Linked DNA regions of Homo sapiens: all the other regions are linked to region 3. Evidence: read pairs that join two places in POLR2A ChIA-PET (ENCODE). Cell type or tissue: A673. All regions are shown on one strand. Each heading gives the region's core, and the rest is flanking DNA. Links, peaks and the distances in the headings are about the cores only.

Region 1 (7,756 bases), core at 1,422-6,421, 400 kb before region 3:
GGGCGAGACTCCGTCTCAAAAGAAGAAGAAAGCTGACAGCCCCAATGCTGTATCCCATTGCTCCTCACCTGTGTCCACAGCCTCCCGCTCTGCAGGGGGAGGGTCCCACGCGGCTGGCGGCCCGCGGCCAGGGCCCAGCTGATAGTGGCTGAGCAGATGGTGCAGCTGGGCGGGGGTCAAGGTGGGGTGGTCGGTTCTTAGGCTGCTCCATGAAGCCTGGTGGGAAGACCAGGTGAGAGGTTGATGGTCATTACGGGGCAGTTAAGAAATGAAATGGAAGGGCTTCCATAAGGGGAGTGGGTGTGGTGGGAAGATAATGGCATCTCTGCAGTGTCTTCTGGGCACTGTGAAGTCTGTTTATCACCAAAGTGATGGTGGGGAAGGGTGTGCTCCCAGCAATTTGTAAAAATGTGATGTGCCTCAGGATAATTGAGGATACAGGAAATGAGTAGGGTGGAAATAAATAAGATTGGCCATTCGTTTATATTATTGAATCTGGCGATGGTACTTGGGGATTTTTTTTTTTTTTTTTTTTTTTTGTCCTTAAAGAGACAGGGTCTCACTCCGTCGCCCAGGCTGGAGTGCAGTGGCTCGATCGTGGCTTGCTGCAGCCTCAAACTCCCGGCTCAAGTGATCCTGGGCTCAAGTGATCCTTGGCCCCAGCCTCCAGAGTAGCTGGGACTACAGGCACACGCCACCACACCTGGTTAAGTTTTTGTAGAGATGGGATCTCACTATGCTGCCCAGGCTGGTCTCAAGCTTCTCAAAGTTCTAGGATTACAGGCATGAGCCACTGCGCCCAGTTGGGATTCATTATTCTATGGCGGCCACTCTATATCTGTTTGACAATGTCTACACCTGATGTAGCTGACGTCAGAACCATCAATGTGCTTAACATCAGAGACTCCACCTAGACTGCCTGAGTTCAAAAATCCCAGGTGGGTCACTTATTACCTTCCGGCAGGTCACCGTCCCCTAGTCTCCTCATCCATAAATTTGGAGAACAGGAACTATCTAATAGAGTTGGTATGAGGATGCAATATGGCAAAATTGTAAAGTACTTGGAACACTGCCTGGGGCTTATTAAATGCATGGTAAACTTTCTTTCTTATTGTTTTGAGACAGGGTCTTGCTTTGTCACCCATGCTGGAGTACAGTGGCATGACTGTGGCTCACTGCAGCCTCAACCTCCTGGGCTCAAGCAGTCCTTCCACCTCTGCTTCTGGAGTGGCTGGGACCACAGACGTGTGCCTCCACACCTGGCTAATTTTTAAAATTTTTGGTAGAGATGGTGTCTCCCCTATGTTGCCAACTGGTGTCAAACTCCTGGGCTCAAGCGGTCCTTCCACCTCGGCCTCCCAAAATGCTGGCATTACAGGCATTAGCCACTACGCCCAGCCCATTATAAACATTTGATATAAATAAATAAATGTCTATGGGGAACAGTTTTTGTAAGATATTTAAGAAGAAAGGAAAATAAATAATTGAAATTGGCCGGCCATGGTGGCTCACGCCTGTAATCCCAGCACTTTGGGAGGCCGAGGCAGGCGCATCCCCTGAGGTCAGGAGTTCAAGACCAGTCTGCCCAACAAGGTGAAACCCTGTCTCTACCAAAATTACAAAAATTAGCCGGGTGTGGTGGCGCGTGCCTGTTATCCCGGCTACTCAGGAGGCTGTGGCAGGAGAATCGCTTGAACTCGGGAGGCGGAGGTTGGAGTGAGCCGAGATCATGCCATTGCACTCCAGCCTGGGTGACAGAGTGAGACTCCGTCTCAAAAAAAAAAAAAAAAAAAGGAAAAATAAGTGAAATCAAGCGACCTGTCCTACCTGATTCTGTTTCCTCATCCAAAAAACAGTCAGTCACCTACTTCGATGGGGCTTTGTCAGCATTAAACTAGAAGTGCTAAACAGGGTGCCTGGCAGGTAGTTCATGTTCAATGAATGTTTTAATCATCATGTTCCTTTGTCTCATACCACACTTTCTGACTCAGCATGTCTGAGTGAGGGACCCTGGAAACTTTTTTTTTTTTTTTTTTTCTGGAGACAGGGTCTCGCTCTGTCGCCCCGGCTGGAGTGCAATGGTGCAATCTTGGCTCACTGCAGCTTCTGCCTCCCAGGTTCCAGCGATTCTCCTCCCTCAGCCTCCAGAGTAACTGGGATTACAGGCGTGCGCCATCAAGCCTGGCTAATTTTTGTATTTTTAGTAGAGACAGCGTTTCGCCATGTTGGCCAGGCTGGTCTCAAACTCCTGGCCTCAAGTGATCCACCTACTTAGGCCTCCCAAAGTGTTGGGATTATAGGCGCGAGCCACTGCTCCTGGCCTGGAAACTATTTTTAATAAGTTCCACCAGGATTCAGACACAGCCGAGTTTAGTCATTGTTGGTGCTGGCTTCCTTCTACCTGCCAATGTGTTACCCACAGTGTCTGAGCTGGGGCTGGGGATGGCATGGGGTTCAAGGGGAGCTCTGACGGTGAGCTGAATATAGAAGGTGGCTGAGGGGGGTTGAGGAGTCAGAGGTCAGGGGTCAGGTATAGCTGACCAGGAGTCACCTTGAGCAGGGAAGTGCGGGGCACACAGAGCAGGTTCACAGCCATGGAGAGTTTCCGGAAGAACTCAGTGGCAATGTCGCCCAGCCCAGCTCCCTGTAGCCAGTCCAAGACGAGGTCCAGGTTGGTTCGGATTTGAACAGCTCGGGACCATTGATAGAAAGGCCGGCCTTGACCTGTGGGTGTTAAAGGTATGAGAGGCAGTTGGTTGGCTGGACTCTGTGCTCCTGCCTCCCAGACTCTTCCTATCCTTCAGCCTGGGATCTGGAGCTTGTTCTCCAGGGTACCCAAAGGTGAGGCTTGAGCCCGTGGTGTGTCTAATATGACCTGAGTCTCAGTGGCTCCTGTCTTTGCCTCCCTGACAGCTCCCAGCCAACCTTCACCTCGTTCCATCAGCGAGTTGAGAAGGGATGCGTTGGAGAAGAAGAACAAGTAGCCAAAAGTCTGAGACACGAGGTCAGGGTGCAGCTCGCACTGGCTGGTCAGCTCCAAGGCTGCCTGGAACACGCCCAGGGTAGGTCTCAATCCTGGAGGCATGGCCCCCAGCTCCGCGCCAGGCCCCGGCAGCTCTGCACCAGCTGTGAAAGGGTTACTATCCAGGAGAGCAGGCAGCGTTGAATAGAGAGTCTGAGAAAATAGAGAAGTGGAAACAAGTGATTGGACTACAACTCCCAGGAAGCTTCAGGGTAATAGAGCATGAAGATAGTGGGGAGCTCCACCAAAGTCTTCTGGGAGTTGTAGTCCATTCTACAGTCAACACCCAAAGGGTCTCCGTGAGCAAATCCCTACTTGATAGAAGGGTATACAAGTTTCTCGAGTATTTTAAGATCACCTCTTGTGCATTGTGGGACTTGTAGTTCTCAGCAGAGACAGCTCAAGGAGGACAAAGGATACTGGACAAAGAGTTCCCTTTCAGTCAAAGAATTATTCATCCTGAATTCCCAAAGGAAAGAAAAAGAATGGAGAGTCAGGAAGTGGGAGTGGGATGGCAGTTTGCCAGTGGAAAATGAGATCAGGCCAAGGACAGGAAATGAGGTCAGAAACAGAAGAAATAAACGCACACTTGGCAGGAATGTACAGGAAGTGAAGGAGGAAAGGGCTTCACAATCCAGGCTGCTAGAGGAACTTAGAGACTGATAGTTAGCTGTCCCAAAAGATCCTCTCTCATTCTTGCACATAGGGCATCAAGCCCACCATAAGCCAGAAACCCTGAGAATGCCAAGAAGTGGTGTTAAGGTCAAGGGTAATGGGGGGGAAACTGGGGCAGAAAGCAGGCCCTTCCAGGAAGGGCACTCAGAGAAAAAGATCTGTCGTTCTGAAAGGGAAGTGAATTCAGAGCTGTAGGAAGTGAGGTCAGCAAGCGAAGGAAGTGGGGCCTGATGAAAGAGGATCTTCAGTTTAAATCACAGTTCCTGGCACTATTTGATCTCTAGCTATCTATCAATCATTTATCTATCTATTATATATGAAACTTAACAGTGACTGAAGAGTAGACTTAGAAAGTGGGAGATTCAGAAGGTGGTAATGGTGATGTTACCAAGTAGTGAGGTCAGCCTGTCAAAAGTGGTGATGATTACTTTTTTTTTTATTTCGTTTAATTTTATTTTACTTTTTTGAGATGGAGTCTGTCTCTGTCGCCCTGGAGTGCAATGGTGCGATTTCAGCTCACTGCAACCTCCGCCTCCCGGGTTCAAGCGATTCTCCTCCCTCAGCCTCCTGAGTAGCTGGGATTGCAGGCACGCGCTACCATACCCAGCTAATTTTTGTATTTTTAGTAGAGACGGGGTTTTACCATGTTGGTCAGTCTGGTCTCAAACTCCTGACCTCGCGGTCTGCCCACCTTGGCCTCCCAAAGTGCTGGGATTACAGGCGTGAGCCACTGCATCCGGCGTTATATTACTCTTTTGAGACAGAGTCTCGCTCCATCTCCCGGGTTGGAATGCAGTGGCATGAAGTAATCTTGGTTCACTGCAACATCCGCCTCCCAGGTTCAAGTGATTCTTGTGCCTCAGCCTCTCCAATAGCTGGGATTATAGGCGCAGGCCACCATGCCTGGCTAATTTTGTATTTTTAGTAGAGATGGGGTTTCACCATGTTGGCCAGGCTGCTCTCAAACTCCTGACCTCAAGTGATCCACCCGCCTTGACCTCCCAAAGTGCCGGGATTACAGATGTGAGCCACCGCGTTTGCCCAGGTGATGATTACAAAGGAAAAGAAGCCAGAAAGGCAGGAAGTGATGTAAGCTCTAACAAGTGGTGTCAGAACAGCAAAGTCCTTGGGTGAGATGGGATGTCATGTCAGAGAAAAGCAGAAAATCTTGAGTCAAATAGTGACATCAGAGCCACACAGTGTAGTTCAAACAAGAAGTGATGTTACCACAAACAGGAAGTGATATTACGTGAAACAGGAAGTGATGCTATGTCAAACAGGAAGTAAGAGGCAAGGGCCAACCTTGGTGAGGTAGTAGACAGACTGCTGGAAGGTACACATGATGACCTCATCCAGGAGGGCCATGGCCTCATCACATAATTCCAAGTCATTGCAGAGCTGTGGGTCTGAGGACAGGCTTGGGGTTAAGAGGGAGAACCAGAAGTCGGCAGCCAGGAGCCCAGGTCCCCAGGTGCAGGGCATGATGGGAGACTTGGACAAGCCTGAGCCTGAGTCAGAGCTCACCCTCTTGGTCAGCCTCCTTCTCCATTTCCAGCACCTTCTCCTGCACAAAGCTAAGCAGCTCCGTGGTGTTGGCCATCCACAGCATGAGTGGCCGCAGCTCCACAGACACAGCTTCAGGAGTCAGGGGCACCTCGGGGACCCCCTCAGGGTGGCTTGAAAAAGAGGAAGGAATTTGTGATCCCTGCCCAACCCTCATCATAGTTTACAAACCCCAAGATCTAAGTCTAAGTGGGAGAGCAAGACCAACTCCCATTGCGCAGCTGGAAAAGTTGAGCGCAAGGAGAAGCAGAAACTTGCACTGGGGCATGCATGGGGTGAACACAGAACTAGACGCAAAACCCAACCCCTGCATCCCTCCAGACCACTCTGCTCAGAATTTCTCTTACTTTTCTGGCTGACGGTCTCCAATTTCCTTAATCTTTTCCTGTGGAACAGTAAGATCAGAATCAAGGTGAGGGGGATCCACTGAGGGGCTTAAGAGTTAATACCCTGGTTTTTATAGAAGCACAACTCTCATAGAGACTGGTCCTACTTTTCTTAGAGATGGGGTCTTACTATGTTGCCACCGGTGGTCTCCAACTCCTGAGCTCAAATGATCCTCCCACCTTGGCCTCCCAAAGAACTAGGATTACAGGCATGAGCCACTGCAACCGGCCTTCACTCTTCATACGGATTCTTTTTTTTTTTTTTTTTTTTTGAGATGGAGTTACCCTGTTGTTGCCCAGGCTGGGGTGCAATGGCTCAATTTTGGCTCACTGCAACCTCTGCCTCCCAGGTTCAAGTGATTCTCCTGCCTCAGCCTCCCAAGTAGCTGGGATTACAGGCATGTGCTACCATGCCCGGCTAATTTTTTGCATTTTTAGTAGAGACGGGGTTTCACCATGTTAGCCAGGATGGTCTCGATCTCCCGACTTCAGGTGATCTGCCCGCCTCGGCCTCCCAAAGTGCCGGGATTACAGGCATGAGCCACCACGCCTGGCTCTTGAGACAAATTCTAATCCCACAAGCTTTAGAATGGTCTCTCCTTACTTTTTAAAACATACACACCCTATGATTATGAGTGATCTAGCTCCTTCAGGTCCTCTTCTCCAATTTTTACCCCCAAGAAACTCCTTAAACCTCTCTGGTTAGGCCCTAGCTCAATAGGATGGAACGTTTCCCCCACTCTGAATGGTTTCTTTCTGGAACTTCCATCTGTAGGTCCAGTGGATTTGTGCTTCCTCGCCTCCAAGAATGAACTCGCTCACTGCTATCCAAGCTCCAAGCCCAATGGGCTGCGGTGAATTCTCACACTGATCTCTGTCAACTTCTCATCCAGTGGGATCTCTCCCCCACCATCTCCCATAATGGTTTCTTCCTAAGGTGAGTTCGTGCTTAGGTGAGCTCTCCTAAGGTGAGTTTGGGCTTCCCTCTAAGTGCAGTGGATCTACATCTCCCAGCATTCTATGGGGGGGCCCCTTGCTTAATAACCCCAAAACACCGGGTGTGGTGGCTCACACCTGTAATCCCAGCACTTTGGGAGGCCGAGGCGGGCGAACCACGAGGTCAGGAGTTCCAGACAAGCCTGGCCAATATGGTGAAACCCCGTCTTACTAAAAATACAAAAAATTAGCCGGGCGTGCTGGCAGGCGCCTGCAATCCCAGCTACTCGGGAGGCTGAGGCAGAAGAATCATTTGAACCCCGGAGGTAGAGGTTGCAGTGAACCAAGACCGCCACTGCACTCCAGCCTGGGTAACAGAGCGAGACTCCGTCTCAAAAACAAAAGCAAACAAACAAACAAACAAAACCCAAAACCCCAAATCCTTCCCGAGGCGTCATGGGAACAGTAGTATCCAGCCCAGCTATGAAAAGGGTTGAAGGTAGGGAAGGGAGGCTGGAGAAGGGACTTGGGGCGCTGGTGGGGCTGGACGGCGATTGGGGGGCGCTCACCCAGACGGCCTCCTTGATGAGCCGGGCCAGGCGGCCCAGCAGTCGTGGCAGGTGGCCCAGCTCCAGCTCACGGGCGGAATGCTGCACGCACAGCGCCAGCAGCGTGGCGGGCCCGAGGGGCGGCAGGTCTCCCGAGCCGGCGGCTGCGGCGCGCACGATCTCGCCCAGCAGCGCCTCCTCCTCGCGCGGCCGGAAGCGCAGGACTGGCTCACGGCCGTCCAGGTAGGCGGCCAGTGCCTCGCCGCGCTCCTGCAGGCCGCGGCCGCACAGGCGACAGGAGAAGGCCCAGCCAGGGCCTGGCGGCGTGGCCCCGGGGCGCGCGGGCAGCCACGGCGGCCTCGCAGGCCCCGAGCCCCCAGTGCGGGGGTCCTTGTACATGAACAGGAAGTGCTCGCCCAGCCCCAGGAGGTCGCCCGGGTGCAGCTCAGCCTCCCGCAGCAGGAGGCACCCGTTGTGCGTGACTGGGGCGCCCCGGGACGGGCGCACCATGGCCGGGTGCTCAGGGCCCGCGCGCACTGTGCAGTGACGCGGCAGGATGTCCGGGGCGTTGAGGAAGGTGTCCACATAGGGAGCCGGGGACCCCCCGCGGCCAGACGAGTTCCCAC
Region 2 (5,000 bases), core at 1-5,000, 150 kb before region 3:
CACTGTGCCCAGCAGTTTATTTATTATTATTATTATTATTATTGACAGAGTTACTCTGTCGTCCAGGCTGGAGCGCAGTGGTGCGATCTTGGCTCACTGCAACCTCTGCCTCTCAGGTTCAAGCAATTCTCCTGCCTCAGCCTCCTGAGTAGCCGGGATTACAGGCACCTGCCACCATGCCCGGCTAATTTTTGTAACTTTAGTAGAGACGGGGTTTCACCACGTTGGCCAGGCTGGTCTCGAACTCCTGACCTCTGGCTGGTAATTGGCCACCTCGGCCTCCCAAAGTGCTGGAATTACAGGCATGAGCTGCCGCGCCCAGCTACCCTTAGGTTTCTAGGATAGCAAGGAAACTGAGGTGTGAGCAGGGAAGCCGTGCCCTGGGGCCTCCAGGCTGGAGGATGGGGACCCAGGGGGCAGGCCCTGGAAGGCTTAGGACCCACGTGCCTGACATCAGCTGTGTGGTCAGGGACAGGTGGCCTTCCCTCTCTGACTGCAGTGACTCATTTTTCAGAGGAGGATGAAAATAGAATCAACCTCAGAGGTTTGCGATGAGGACCCAATGATGTCATGCCAAAAAGTACACATGGCAAGCCTTCCAGAAATGTCAGCTATTATTAGGACTTGTACTTGTCCTGCAGATGGCAATGCTAAGCCCCATTTTATACGAAAAGAAAGTAAGATTCTGAGAAAGGACCACTTAGGCACACAAGTAAAGCTAGCAGTGTCACACAACAGCCCCACGGTCACTCCTCCACTTAAAATCCTCCCATAGCTCTGGCCTCATTTATTTTTCTTTCTTTGTCTCTTTTTCTTTTTTCTTTTCTTTTTTTTTTTTTTTTTTTTTTTTTTTTTTTTTTTTTTTTTGAGACAGAGTCTTGCTCTGTCGCCCAGGATGGCGCAATCTCGGCCACTTTCTAGGTTCAAGAAATTCTCCTGCCTCAGCCTCCTGAGTAGCTGCAATTACAAGCGTGCGCCACCACATCTGGCTAATTTTTATATTTTTAGTACCGATGGGATTTCACCACGTTGACCAGGCTGATCTCGAACTCCTGACCTCAAGTGATCTGCCCTCCTCAGCCTCCCAAAGTGCTGGGATTACAGGTGTGAGCCACCGCGCCCAGCCTCTTTCTTTCTTTTTTTTTTTTTTTTTTTTGAGACCGAGTCTCACTGTCACCCATGCTGGAGTGCATTGGCGCGATCTTGGCTCACTGCAATCTCTGCCTCCCGGGTTCGAGCGATTCTCCTGCTTAGCCTCTCGAGTAGCTAGGACTACAGATGTGTGTCACCACGCCCTGCTGATTTTTTTTATTTTTAGGAAAGACGGGGTTTCACCATGTTGGTCAAGCTGGTCTCAAACTCCCGACCTCAGGTGATCCACCCGCCTCGGCCTCCCAAAGTGCCGGGATTACAGGTGTGAGCCACCACGCCCGACTTCTTTTTTATTTTTTTGAGACAGAGTCTCACTCTGTTGCCTAGGCTGGAGTGCAGTGGCGCAATCATGCCTCACTACAGCCTCAACCTCCAGGGCCAAAATGATCCTCCTGCCTCCTGTAGCTGGCACTACAGGTGCCCTCCATCTTGCCTCACTTTCTACCCCTTCTCTATGAGACATGTCACTCCAGCCCCATGGGACTCCCCACCGCGTCTCAATCATGCCTCGGGGCCTTCGAGTTTGCTGTTCCTCAGATACCCACAGGGCTTGCTCCCTCGTCACCTTTCCTCGTCTCTGCCCAATAACACTTTCTCAGTGTGGCCTGTCCTGACAACCCCGTCTCATATTCCAGTTCTGCTTTATTTTTGCCCAAAAGTAAATTCCGTCTACAGGATTTTCTAGAATACAAGCTCCATGAGGAAAGGGATCTTATCTTTCTGGTTCACAGCTGTATTCCCAGGACCTGGAATACATGAGGAGGGCAGGTCACTTGAGGTCAGGAGTTCAAGACCAGCCTGGTCAACGTGGTGAAATCCCATCGGTGCTAAAAATATAAAAATTAGCTAGCACATAGTAGATGCTCAGTGAGTATCTCTGCTAATGAATGAACGGTTTTACAGATGAAGAAACTGAGCTTTGCTGGGAGGCGGAGGTTACAGTGAGCTGAGATTACGCCACTGCACTCCAGCCTGGGCAACAGTGAGACTCTGTTTCAAAAAAAAAAAAAAATCAGAGAAAAGAAAAAGAAACTAAGCCAGGCGCAGTGGCTCACCCCTGTAATCCCAGCACTTTGGGATGCCAAGGCGGCTGGATCACCTGAGGTCAGGTGTTCAAGATCAGCCTGGCCAACATGGTGAAACCCCATCTCTACTAAAAATACAAAAAAAGGCTAGGTGTGGTGGCTCACGCCTGGAATCCCAGCACTTTGGGAGGCTGAGGCAGGCGGAACACCTGAGGTCAGGAGTTCAAGACCAGCCTGGCCAATATAGTGAAAACCTGTCTCTAATAAAAATAAAAAGTTAGCCAGGTGTGGTGGCACACCCCTGTAGTCCCAGCTACTCAGAGGCTGAGGCAGGAAAATCGCTTGAACCCAGGAGGCAGAGGTTGCAGTGAGCCGAGATCATGCCATTGCACTCCAGCTTGGGCGACAGAGCAAAACTCCATCTCAAAATAAAAAAAAAAAAGAGGGCCGGGTGCGGTGGCTCATGCCTGTAATTCCAGCACTTTGGGAGGCTGAGGCGGGCAGATCACGAGATCAGGAGTTTGAGACTAGTCTGGCCAATGTGGTGAAACCCCATCTCTACTGAAAATACAAAAATTAGCCAGGCATGGTGGTGTGCACCTGTAGTCCCAGCTACTCGAGAGGCTGAGGCAGATGACTTGCTTGAACCCAGGAGGTGGAGGTTGCAGTGAGCCAAGATCGCACCACTACACTCCAGCCTGGGCGACAGAGTGAGACTGTCTCAAAAACAAACAAACAAACAAACAAACAAAACAAAAAACTGAGACTCTAGGAGAAACACAGGACCCAAAGCATGCATCTGGGAGTGGGCTGCGCCAGGGGCCGGAGCGAGGGCTGCTAACCAAAGCTGTTTGCGCACAGCTTGGCCTTTGAGGGTTTCCACGTTGAAATTGTTGGTCCGCGCTGGCATGATGAAGAAGGCAACCACTGTCTGCTCGCTGCCGTTCACCTGCGCAGAAAGAAAGGAGGGGGAGGCCAGGATCATGTGGGGGAAGCCTGGAACCAGCCAGCCTTTCTGTCAAGACCACTGGGATCCTGCCATACCCATTCCTGTCAAGGAGAATTATAGGACAGTCCCCACCTGGACTCTGACCTTCTTTCTGGGTCTCTATACTCCCCTCACGGCCCCCCACCATACTCAGGGGCTTTCCTACCCCCATCTTCCTGGCTTCTTGGGTTTCTGTTCTGTAATTTTTTGTTTTGTTTTGTTTTGTTTTGTTTTTGAGACAGCGTCTTTTTCTGTCGCCCAGGCTGGAGTGCAGTGATATGATCTTGGCTCACTGCAACCTCCACCTCCCGGGCTCGCGTGATCCTCCCCGTTCACCCTCCCGAGTAGCTGGGACTACACGTGTGAGCCACCATGCCTGGCTAATTTTTGTATTTTTTGTAGAGATGGGGTTTCACCATGTTGCCCAGGCTGGTCTCCATCTCCTGGGCTCAAGTGATCCTCCCGCCTTGGCCTCCAAAAGTGTTGGGATTACAGGTGTGAGCCACTGTGCCTGGCTGTTCTCCCTAGTTATAAACTGCTTTGCTTGCCCTCCCTGTCCCCTCATAGCCCAGGCCTCACTCTGAGCAGATAGTTGAGCCGAGCCAATGCCTCCAGGAAGACGTCAGCACCCTTGTTGGAGAACTCATAGCGGCCGGCGATAAAGAAGTATAAGGTCTTGTCCAAGTTGAAGTCCAGATGCCTAAAGAACCCACAAGGCACGGTAAAGCCCAAAGCCCTCACCCGCTAGCCCTGGCCTCAAAACTACAAATCCCAGAAGCTATGGGTGGGGGGGCAGAGGATGTCTTAGGTAATACAGAGGCATCACGGGGCCTCCTGGGAGTTGTAGTTCTTCTCTTTAGATGGAGATTTCCTTTAATCCTGAGCCCATTGTTCCAGCGCTCAAGAATTAAGGAGGCCGAATACCCAGGTGCCCCCTCCCTCAGACCCAGGAGTCTGGGCCCCCAGCTGCCCCCTCCCCCAGACCTAGATGGTTAGGCTCCCAACGCCCTCCTCTCTTAAGACCTAGGTATATGCCCCACGTACCCATAAAAATGGCCCCGCACAAACTCCTGGATTCGAGCCTTGCTCTGAGCATGGAGGTTCTGGAACTCATGCATGGCAGAAAACTTCTTCACATTCAGCCCATTGGGGGTCACAATATCTGGGATTGGGGGTGAGGGTCCCATGTTTTATTTGTTCATTCAGATCAATGTTGTGGTTGAATGAATAAATGAAGAAAACACCCTTTGCCTTTTGCAATTTTTTTGTTTCAAGAGCGTTCCTATGAGGTCCCCCCTCCCACCTTTTTTGTTTGTTTGTTTGTTTTTGGAGACAGGGTTTCTCTCTGTCGCTCAGGCTGGAGAGCAGTGGCACAATCACAGCTCATTGCATCCCTGACCTCCTGGGCTCAAGCAATCCTCCCTCCTCAGCCTCCCGAGTAGCTGGCACTACAGGCGTGCACTACCACACCCGGCTAATTTATTTATTTTACTTTTGTAGTGATGGGGTCTTGTCATGTTACCCAAGCTGATCTCAAACTCCTGGCTTCAAGCAGTCTTCCTGCCCTGGCCTCCTAAAGTGCTGGGATTACAGGTGTGAGCCACCATGCCTGGCCAGTTCCCTTGGTGACACACCTACCCTGACTCCAAGATGCCTTCTTGCCTAATATTACTTGCTTAGGTTCACAAGCACAAGTATAAGTCTCCTCAGCTACTGCAAATGGCTAACAGGGATCTGATCCACACTGGTGATTCTGGGAAAGTTGTACTTCTTTTGTTTCCTCTTAGCCCACCCTGAGATGGAAATGATTAAACATCCCCAAAGTCCTGCTTCTC
Region 3 (7,756 bases), core at 1,456-6,455:
TTCCAGAACAGCCCCCCTCCTTTGCCAGCCTCAGTCTTTATTCCAGGAAATGCTCAATTCTCAACATGCATCCTTTTGATCCCTCCCCCTCCCCGCCCTATAGACACTTGTAAGTTCCAAGCAAACTCTTAGACACATGATAAAACCAAGGATGTGACTCCTGCTATATTCTTTTTTAAAAATGTAATTAAATTTTTAAAAAATCTATTTATTTATTTATTTTGAGACCAGGTTATGAGACTGGTTAATTTTTGTATTTTTTTGTAGAGACAGGGTTTCACCATGTTTCCCAGGCTGGTCTCAAACCCCTGGGCTCGAGTGATCCTCCCACCTTGGCCTCCCATAGTGCTGGGATTACAGGCATGAGCCACCGCGCCTGGCCCCCTGCTATATTCTGTGTTATACCTTCATCCCTAGCAGGCTCTGAGTTCTAGATTTTATCTGCTGACTATGTTTGTTATGTGTTGCATTAGGTATATTAATGGGTGTCATTATGTATGTGGGGTTCTGGGGTGACCTGGACACTAAGTTATTGGGTTGCTCTTGGCTGGTTCTAGATTATAGGCTTCAGAACTTAGTTCTAGATTACTTAGGCCTATGAGCGGTTCTTACCCCAAGCCATTGAAAGCGTGGAAGCATACGTCTATTCCCCACCCTGTACTGTGTGTAGTAACCTTCTAGGTTCTATGTCCAGCCTTGCTGTGTTTTTTATTTCCTTCTCGGTCAATTTAAGGCTCTGGAACAGGCTCCCCAAAACATCTGTGTTGCATCGTCAGAGTGGGTTGCTGGTTTTAGATATCATGTTGGGGCTGGGCGCGGTGGCTCATGCCTATAATCTCAGCACTTTGGGAGGCCGAGGCGGGTGGATCACGAGGTCAGGAGATTGAGCTCATCCTGGCTAACATGGTGAAACCCGTCTCTACTAAACATACAAAAAATAATTAGCCGGGCGTGGCGGCACGAGCCTGTAGTCGCAGTTACTTGGGAAGCTGAGGCAGGAGAATCGCTTGAACCCGGGAGGCAGAGGTTGCAGTGAGCCGAGATCACGCCAGCGCACTCCAGCCTGGGCGATAGAGTGAGACTCCGTCTCAAAAAAAAAAAATAGAGATCATGTTGGTTTTTTGCCTATGGCTGGCTTGCCCTCTTAGAATCGTTTTCCTGAATCTTTCCTCTGAGTGCTGGGATTCGCCTGCCTAGATTCTCAGATGCACCACTTCAAACACCCAAGGGGACAGGAACCCAGCTGCCTCCTCTCCCAGGGCCCACGGCCCTCAGGCCCTCCTCTCCTCACAGAAGTCCAAGGCCCCATTCCCAGGCTTTGGACACAGTCCGCATATTGGGCGGGGCTGGGAATTATCCACGCTCAGACCGGTTATGCGTTGCCCGCAGGGAGAGAAGGAAAAGAAGGAACTGAGTGAAAGTCCCTCCTGCTTTCCGCCGGGCCAGCTGGACCCGTCGGACCTGATGTGTGTGGAGGGAGCGGTTCAGGGGGCCTGGCTTCATCTCCGCCCTGCCCCTGGCTCTAGGGACCCAAGTCCAGGCTTCCCGCCCCAGAAACCCCGCCCCTTCCTTGTCCCCCGCCCTTGGGTATAGCTTCAAGAGGGCTGGGGCTGGGGTTGGTGGGAGCGTCCCAGAACTCCTGGGTCCTGGAGGAGGAGCTGTGCACCCAGGGGCCTGGGGGAGGAGGAGCCTGAAGCCTGGGACTTCTGGGTCTAAGCGAGGAAGCTGAGAGCCCAGACTGTTGTCTCTTAGGGGAGGAGAGGGGTGCGGTCTCCGACTCCTGGGAATGGGGAGGTGGGGGCTGGAGGCGCAGGCTCCTGGGGTCTGAGAGACGAAAGGGACTGGGTCTTAGACTCCTGTGACCTGAGGGAGGCGGGAGCTAGTTCTTGGACTTCTGGGTCGTGAAGAGGGTGAAGAAGTGACAAGCATGGTCCTGGCCATACTGGTATTTTTTTTGTTTTTTTTTGTTTGTTTGTTTGTTTTGTTTTTTTTTGAGACTGGGTCTCTCTATATCGCCAAGCTGGAGTGCAGTGGCACGATCTTGGCTCACCGCAACCTCTGCCTCCCGGGTTCAAGCGATTCTCCTGCCTCAGCCTCCCGAGTAGCTGGGACTACAGGTGCGTGCCACCACGCAAGCTAATTTTTGTATTTTTAGTAGAGATGGGGTTTCACCATGTTGGCCAGGCTGGGCTCAATCTCTTGACCTCGTGATCCAACAGCCTCAGCCTCCCAAAGTGCTGGGATTACATGAGTGGGCCACCTTGCCCGGCCGTTACTGTGTTTTTTTTTTGAAATGGAATCTCACACTGTTGCCCAGGCTGGAGTTCAGTGGTGCTATCTCGGCTCACTCTAACCTCCACCTCCCGGGTTCAAGCGATTCTTGTGCCTCAGCCTCCCCAGTGGCTGGGACTACAGGTGCATGCCACCATGCCCGGCTAATTTTTTTTGTATTTTTAGTAGAGACGGGGGTCACCATGTTGCACAGCCTGGTCTTGAACTCCTGACCTCAAGTGATCTGCCCATCTCGGCCTCCCAAAGTGCTGGGATTACAGGCATGAGCCACTGCGCCCAGTCCTGGCCTTGCTTTTTTTTTTTTTTTTTTTTCTTTTCCCGAATGGAGTAGGTCTTTAGATTCTTAGGGAGCCGGGGTCCAGATTTCTGGGAAATTGAAGGAGGCAGGAGTTGGGCTGGCTAGTAGGTGAGACCAACCCTGTGACATTATACAGGTAACCACATCCTAGTGACCTAATCCTGGGTCCCTTGGCCCTGTGGCCTTCTTAAGGCATGGTTCTGGTCTGGGCCTCAGTTTTCCTACCCATGCAGTGGGTTGAGGGGGATTCTCAGTAGAGCCAGAATAGGTAGACACTGATTTTCTCCACATTCACTCATACGATACCAGGGTCGGCCAGCTTTGGTTCCTTTGAGTGGGCTAGGCTTAGGTTTGCTGCCACTGTCTGTTGGAGTCTGACCTCAGTTTTCCCAAATCCTCTCACCCAGGTAGCCAGGACTGTTTTCCTAAGAGCAATGGCACAGGCACAGTGGCATACTTTGGGATGCTGAGGCAGGAGGATCCCTTGAGTCCAGGAGTGAGACCTCATCTCCACAAAAAAAAAAAAAAAAAAAAAGGTCAGGCGCGGTGGCTCACGTCTGTAATCCCAGCACTTTGGGAGGCCGAGGCGGGCAGATCACGAGGTCAGGAGTTCGAGACCAGCCTGGCCAACATGGTGAAACCTTGTCTCTACTAAAAATACAAAAATTAGCTGGGCATGGTGGCGGGTTCCTGTAATCCCAGCTACTCGGGAGGCTGAGGGAGGAGAATTGCTTGAACCGGGACCCGGGAGGTGGAGGCTGCAGTGAGCCGAGATCGCATCACTGCACTCCAGCCTGGGTGACAGATCACTCCAGCTAAAAAAAAAAAAAAAAAAAAAAAAGAAAGTAGGGAAAGGAAAAGAAAAGAAAAGAAAAGAAAAAAATTAGCCAGGTATGCTGGTGTGTGCCTGTAGTCGCAGCTACTCAGGAGGCTGAGTTGGGAGGACTGCTCGAGTCTGGGTCGTTCAGGCTGCAGTGGGCCGTGATCGCGCCACTGAACTCCAGCCTGGGTGACAGAGTGAGACCCTGTTAAAAAAAAATAATAATAATAATAGGCCTCAGTTTCCCCTGGCAGCACCTGGTGGCCAATCTTTGGTTTCCCCGGTGGAGTGACAGGGTGGCGGTGCCTGTTTCCCTGTGTCATGATCACAGTGCCTGGGCCTCAGTTTCTTCTGTGCAGTGCTTGGTTTGCCCCCAACTATTTCCCCTACGTGGTATCCGAGTGGCTGTGCCTCAGTTTCTCTGTTGTGCCTTGACAAGGCCGGTCTGTTCCTTGCCCTCCCCGCCCCGCAGGCCCGCACCGCCGCCATGATGTGCGAGGTGATGCCCACCATCAGCGAGGATGGCCGGCGGGGCTCGGCGCTGGGCCCGGACGAGGCGGGCGGGGAGCTGGAGCGCCTCATGGTCACGATGCTCACGGAGCGCGAGCGCCTGCTGGAGACGCTGCGCGAGGCACAGGACGGGTTGGCTACAGCGCAGCTGCGGCTGCGCGAGCTCGGCCACGAGAAGGACTCGCTGCAGCGCCAGCTCAGCATCGCGCTGCCCCAGGTCTGGGCGGGACAGGGGCGGGGCATGAGGGGGCGGGGCCTCGGGGGGAAGAAGGCGGTCCGGAAGGGGCCGGGCTTGGCGCCTGGAAGGGAGGAGTCTGGGCGAGGCTTGCCGTTAATGGGCGGGGCCTGAGTGGCAAGGGACAGCGGGACTTAGCAGGGAGGGCGGGACCTTCAAACTTCCAGTCCCAGTGAATGAAGGAGACAGGGAAAGGATTGAGCCGAATGTCCAGATCCTGCCAATGTCTGGACAGGAGTTTGCAGCTCTGACGAAGGAGCTGAACTTATGTCGGGAGCAGCTGCTGGAGAGGGAGGAAGAGATTGCAGAGCTGAAGGCGGAACGGAACAACACGCGGGTGAGGGGTGTTGAGGGCGGGGCCTAAGTGGGGGCGGGGCCTCGTGGTGTTGAAGTGGGGGGCGGGGCCTCTCAGTGTTGCAGCGTGACCTATTTTTTTCCCCCATCTCGCCTTTCTGTCTTCTCCTCTTCCCTGCTCCCACTTCCTGGCTGGTCTCCCACTCTGGTGCCACTCCTTCCTCCCTGTCTCCATAACTTTTCTCTTTTCTGTACCACCGGTTCCTTGACCCCGACCTCCTCTCTTTTCCTGACCTGTCTCGGTGCTCCTTTATATGGCTCCATCTTTTCCTCCATGTGTCCGCCCTACCTGTCACCCTTTTTCTCACATCTGCCCCTTTTCCCTTGCCTCTTTTCCTTGACCCCATGCCGTGTGCTTGCAGCTGCTCCTGGAACACCTGGAGTGCCTGGTGTCCAGGCACGAGAGGTCACTGCGCATGACCGTGGTGAAGCGCCAGGCCCAGTCCCCGGGTGGGGTCTCCTCGGAGGTAGAAGTGCTCAAAGCTCTAAAGTCTCTCTTCGAGCACCACAAGGCCCTGGATGAGAAGGTATGAGAATTAGAAGAGCAGGGGTGGAGAATGGAAACCTATAGTTGACTGGGGCTGTTCTGAGTGGGAGAGATTCTGGCCGTGATTGGTTGGGGATGTTCTGAGTTGGAAGAATGTTGACTGTGATTGATTGGGACAGGATACATAGACTGGGACCTGACTGGTTGATAGCAGAAAAATAAACCAGGATGGGGGCTAACAGTGGATGGGGCAGATTGGATAGCTGGTTGCGGCTGCATACCCGTTATGGAGACAGGAGCCCCAACGCTGCCCTATCGGATCCGTCCCAGGGGTGTTCTGGACCAGGGGCAACTGTCCTAAACTGGATCTTGTCTCCAGCTGACTGTTGCCCTGCCCCGATCCCCAGGTCCGGGAGCGGCTGCGGATGGCGCTGGAGCGCGTGGCAGTGCTCGAGGAGGAGCTGGAACTGAGCAATCAGGAGGTGTGGGTGTGGCCAAGACAGGGAATTTGAATCCAAGGGGAGGGGCTAAGGGGCTGCCCACGGGGCGGAGCCGGTTGGGTGGGTTCCAGAGAGAATCTATTGGGGCAGGACTAGGGCAGACAAGCTATGGGGTTGGACTATGGAGAGAAACCAGTGGGGTTCCTAAGTGGGCACGCATTGCGCAGGGCTACGGGGAGAATCTCCCAGTGAGAGTGAGATTAAGGGTAGAACCAGGGGCTGGGGCTCAGGCTGGGACTAAGGAGGAAGTGATTGAATGGGGAAAAGCGGGGCTAAAGCGGAAACTTTGTCCAGGAGGCTAAGGGGAAGAGTAAGGGTAGACGCCCTCCGTGGTGGCAGCTAAGGAGGGATATAAGGAGGGAGGGAGCCTAAGGGTAAACCGTGGGGTAGGCATGGCCCCAGCACGACCGGAGGCATCTCATATGGGGCCGCCTATCCCCTTAGAGGGCCAATGCCAGTGAGAACTAGAGCTGGGGGTTCAGGGAGCCCCTGTGCTCTGATTCCCCTTTCACACTTCCAGACTCTGAACCTTCGAGAACAGCTGTCTAGGCGGCGGTCAGGGCTGGAAGAGCCGGGCAAGGATGGGGATGGGCAGGTGAGACATGGAAGTCCCCTCTCCGTGAGCTCCATTCAACTCCCTGACTTTGTGATAGTGTTTGTAACGTTTGGTATCATCCTCACTGGCCCTAAGACGGCTGCACCTGTAAGAGTGTCACAGAGCTTGGACCTCTGATTCAGGTCACCTAGCGAACTTCTGTGACCTCCTTCACTGACCCCCGTGGACTCTGACCAGCATGATCCTTATTGATCTTTGATCTACTTTCAGCTGATTGACTTTCTCCTTGGATTTCCTCTGTGTCTCCGGAGACACTCTGGGATCTTGTCCCCTCCTTCCCTCACTCCAGACTCTTGCCAATGGCCTGGGTCCTGGCGGGGATTCCAACCGGCGCACAGCAGAGCTGGAGGAGGCCCTGGAGCGGCAGCGCGCCGAGGTGTGCCAGCTGCGGGAGCGCCTGGCGGTGCTGTGCCGTCAGATGAGCCAGCTGGAGGAGGAGTTGGGCACCGCGCACCGTGAGCTGGGCAAGGCAGAGGAAGCCAACTCCAAGCTGCAGCGCGACCTCAAGGAGGTGAGGCCCCCAGGGAGGCGGGCTGCCCTGGGTCCCTCGCCTTTCCGTAGAGCTCTCCCTCGCGCATTGCTCATGAATGGCGGAACCTCGATTCAGTCCACAGGCTGGGTGACTCCTCTTTGAGATTCAGTTTTCCCACCTGTGAAAGGAAATGTATGATTCTCATCAGAGGGTGAGCCTGTGGCGCAGAGTAGGCGCTCCATAACTGCTCGTAATTACTTTGTTACCTAACTTTGGGTTCTTCTCTGGTGCCTCTAAATGGATTTTTTTTTTCTTTTGTGAGGCAGAGTCTGGCTGTGTCGCCCAGGCTGGAGTGCAGTGGCGTGATCTTGGCTTACTGCCACCTCTGCCTCCCGGGTTCAAGAGATTCTCCTGCCTCAGCCTCCCAAGTAGCTAGAACTACAGGCACCTGCCACCATGCACCGCTAATTTTTTTTTTTTTTTTTGTATTTTTAGTAGAGATGGGGTTTCACTATGTTGGCCAGGCTAGTCTTGAACTCTTGATCCGCCCACCTCGGCCTCCCAAAGTGTTGGGATTACAGTAGTGAGCCACCGCACCCAGCCTCTTTTTTTTTTTTTTTTTTTTTGAGATGGAGTCTAGCTGTGTCGCCCAGGCTGGAGTGCAGTGTCGGGATCTTGGCTCACTGCAACCTCTGCCTCCCAGGTTCAAGCGATTCTCCTGCCTCAGCCTCCCTAGTAGCTGGGACTACAGGTGTGCACCACCACACCTGGCTAATTTTTTTTTTTTTTTTTTTTTGTATCTTCAGTAGAAATGGGGTTTCACTATATTGGCCAGGCTGGTCTCGAACTCCTGACCTCAAGTGATCAGCTCGCCTCGGCCCAAAGTGCTGGGATTACAGGTGTGAGCCACTGCGTCCAGCCTCTAAATGGAATGTTTTGTGGGTATTTCACCCCTTTCTGGCTTAGGCCGCTTTATCCTAATCCCAGTGACCCCAGGGAGCTGCTGGGAAATGTGGACCTGGATTCTTGAAGGCAGTGGATGAGAAAGAAGAGTGAGCACTAGGACTAGCCTGGGCAACATAGCGAGACCCCGTCACTACTTAAAAAAAAAATTAGCCGGGCGTGGTGGTGGGTGCCTTTAGTCCCAGCCACTAGAGAGGCTGAGGCATGCC

Evidence for each region. Peaks named below come from ENCODE experiments on the same cell type or tissue, not always from the same donor. Only the 100,000 strongest peaks of a DNase experiment are listed, where the experiment ranks them.
Region 1: POLR2A ChIA-PET joins it to region 3 with 7 read pairs; 4 of 35 experiments call an interaction of 5 or more read pairs at or near these places.
Region 2: POLR2A ChIA-PET joins it to region 3 with 7 read pairs; 18 of 35 experiments call an interaction of 5 or more read pairs at or near these places.

Annotation. Positions count from the first base shown.
Region 1 is chr19:48,721,786-48,729,541 of GRCh38, forward strand. RASIP1 (Ras interacting protein 1) reads right to left here. Exons shown (of 12, transcript NM_017805.3): 5 at 7,152-7,756; 6 at 5,608-5,645; 7 at 5,222-5,373; 8 at 5,000-5,103; 9 at 2,932-3,175; 10 at 2,552-2,724; 11 at 69-216. LOC124904737 (a long non-coding RNA gene) reads left to right here and starts at 6,359. Exons shown (of 2, transcript XR_007067286.1): 1 at 6,359-6,583. In A673, for the core only: no CTCF peak of the experiment used is centred there; a DNase peak (open chromatin) is centred at 3,456; H3K27ac peaks cover 3,872 bases.
Region 2 is chr19:48,978,511-48,983,510 of GRCh38, forward strand. GYS1 (glycogen synthase 1) reads right to left here. Exons shown (of 16, transcript NM_002103.5): 6 at 4,210-4,327; 7 at 3,745-3,865; 8 at 3,020-3,126. Among named protein-coding and RNA genes, the nearest start is that of GYS1, 12 kb to the right of the region's middle. RefSeq lists an enhancer at 452-691. In A673, for the core only: no CTCF peak of the experiment used is centred there; no DNase peak of the experiment used is centred there.
Region 3 is chr19:49,123,977-49,131,732 of GRCh38, forward strand. It overlaps PPFIA3 (PPFI scaffold protein A3), which reads left to right. Exons shown (of 30, transcript NM_003660.4): 2 at 3,883-4,137; 3 at 4,391-4,492; 4 at 4,872-5,036; 5 at 5,404-5,478; 6 at 6,017-6,091; 7 at 6,402-6,623. The coding sequence starts at 3,898. Among named protein-coding and RNA genes, the nearest start is that of PPFIA3, 8.3 kb to the left of the region's middle. RefSeq lists a silencer at 3,897-4,296. In A673, for the core only: no CTCF peak of the experiment used is centred there; DNase peaks (open chromatin) are centred at 4,165 and 5,515; H3K4me3 peaks cover 1,498 bases; H3K27ac peaks cover 392 bases.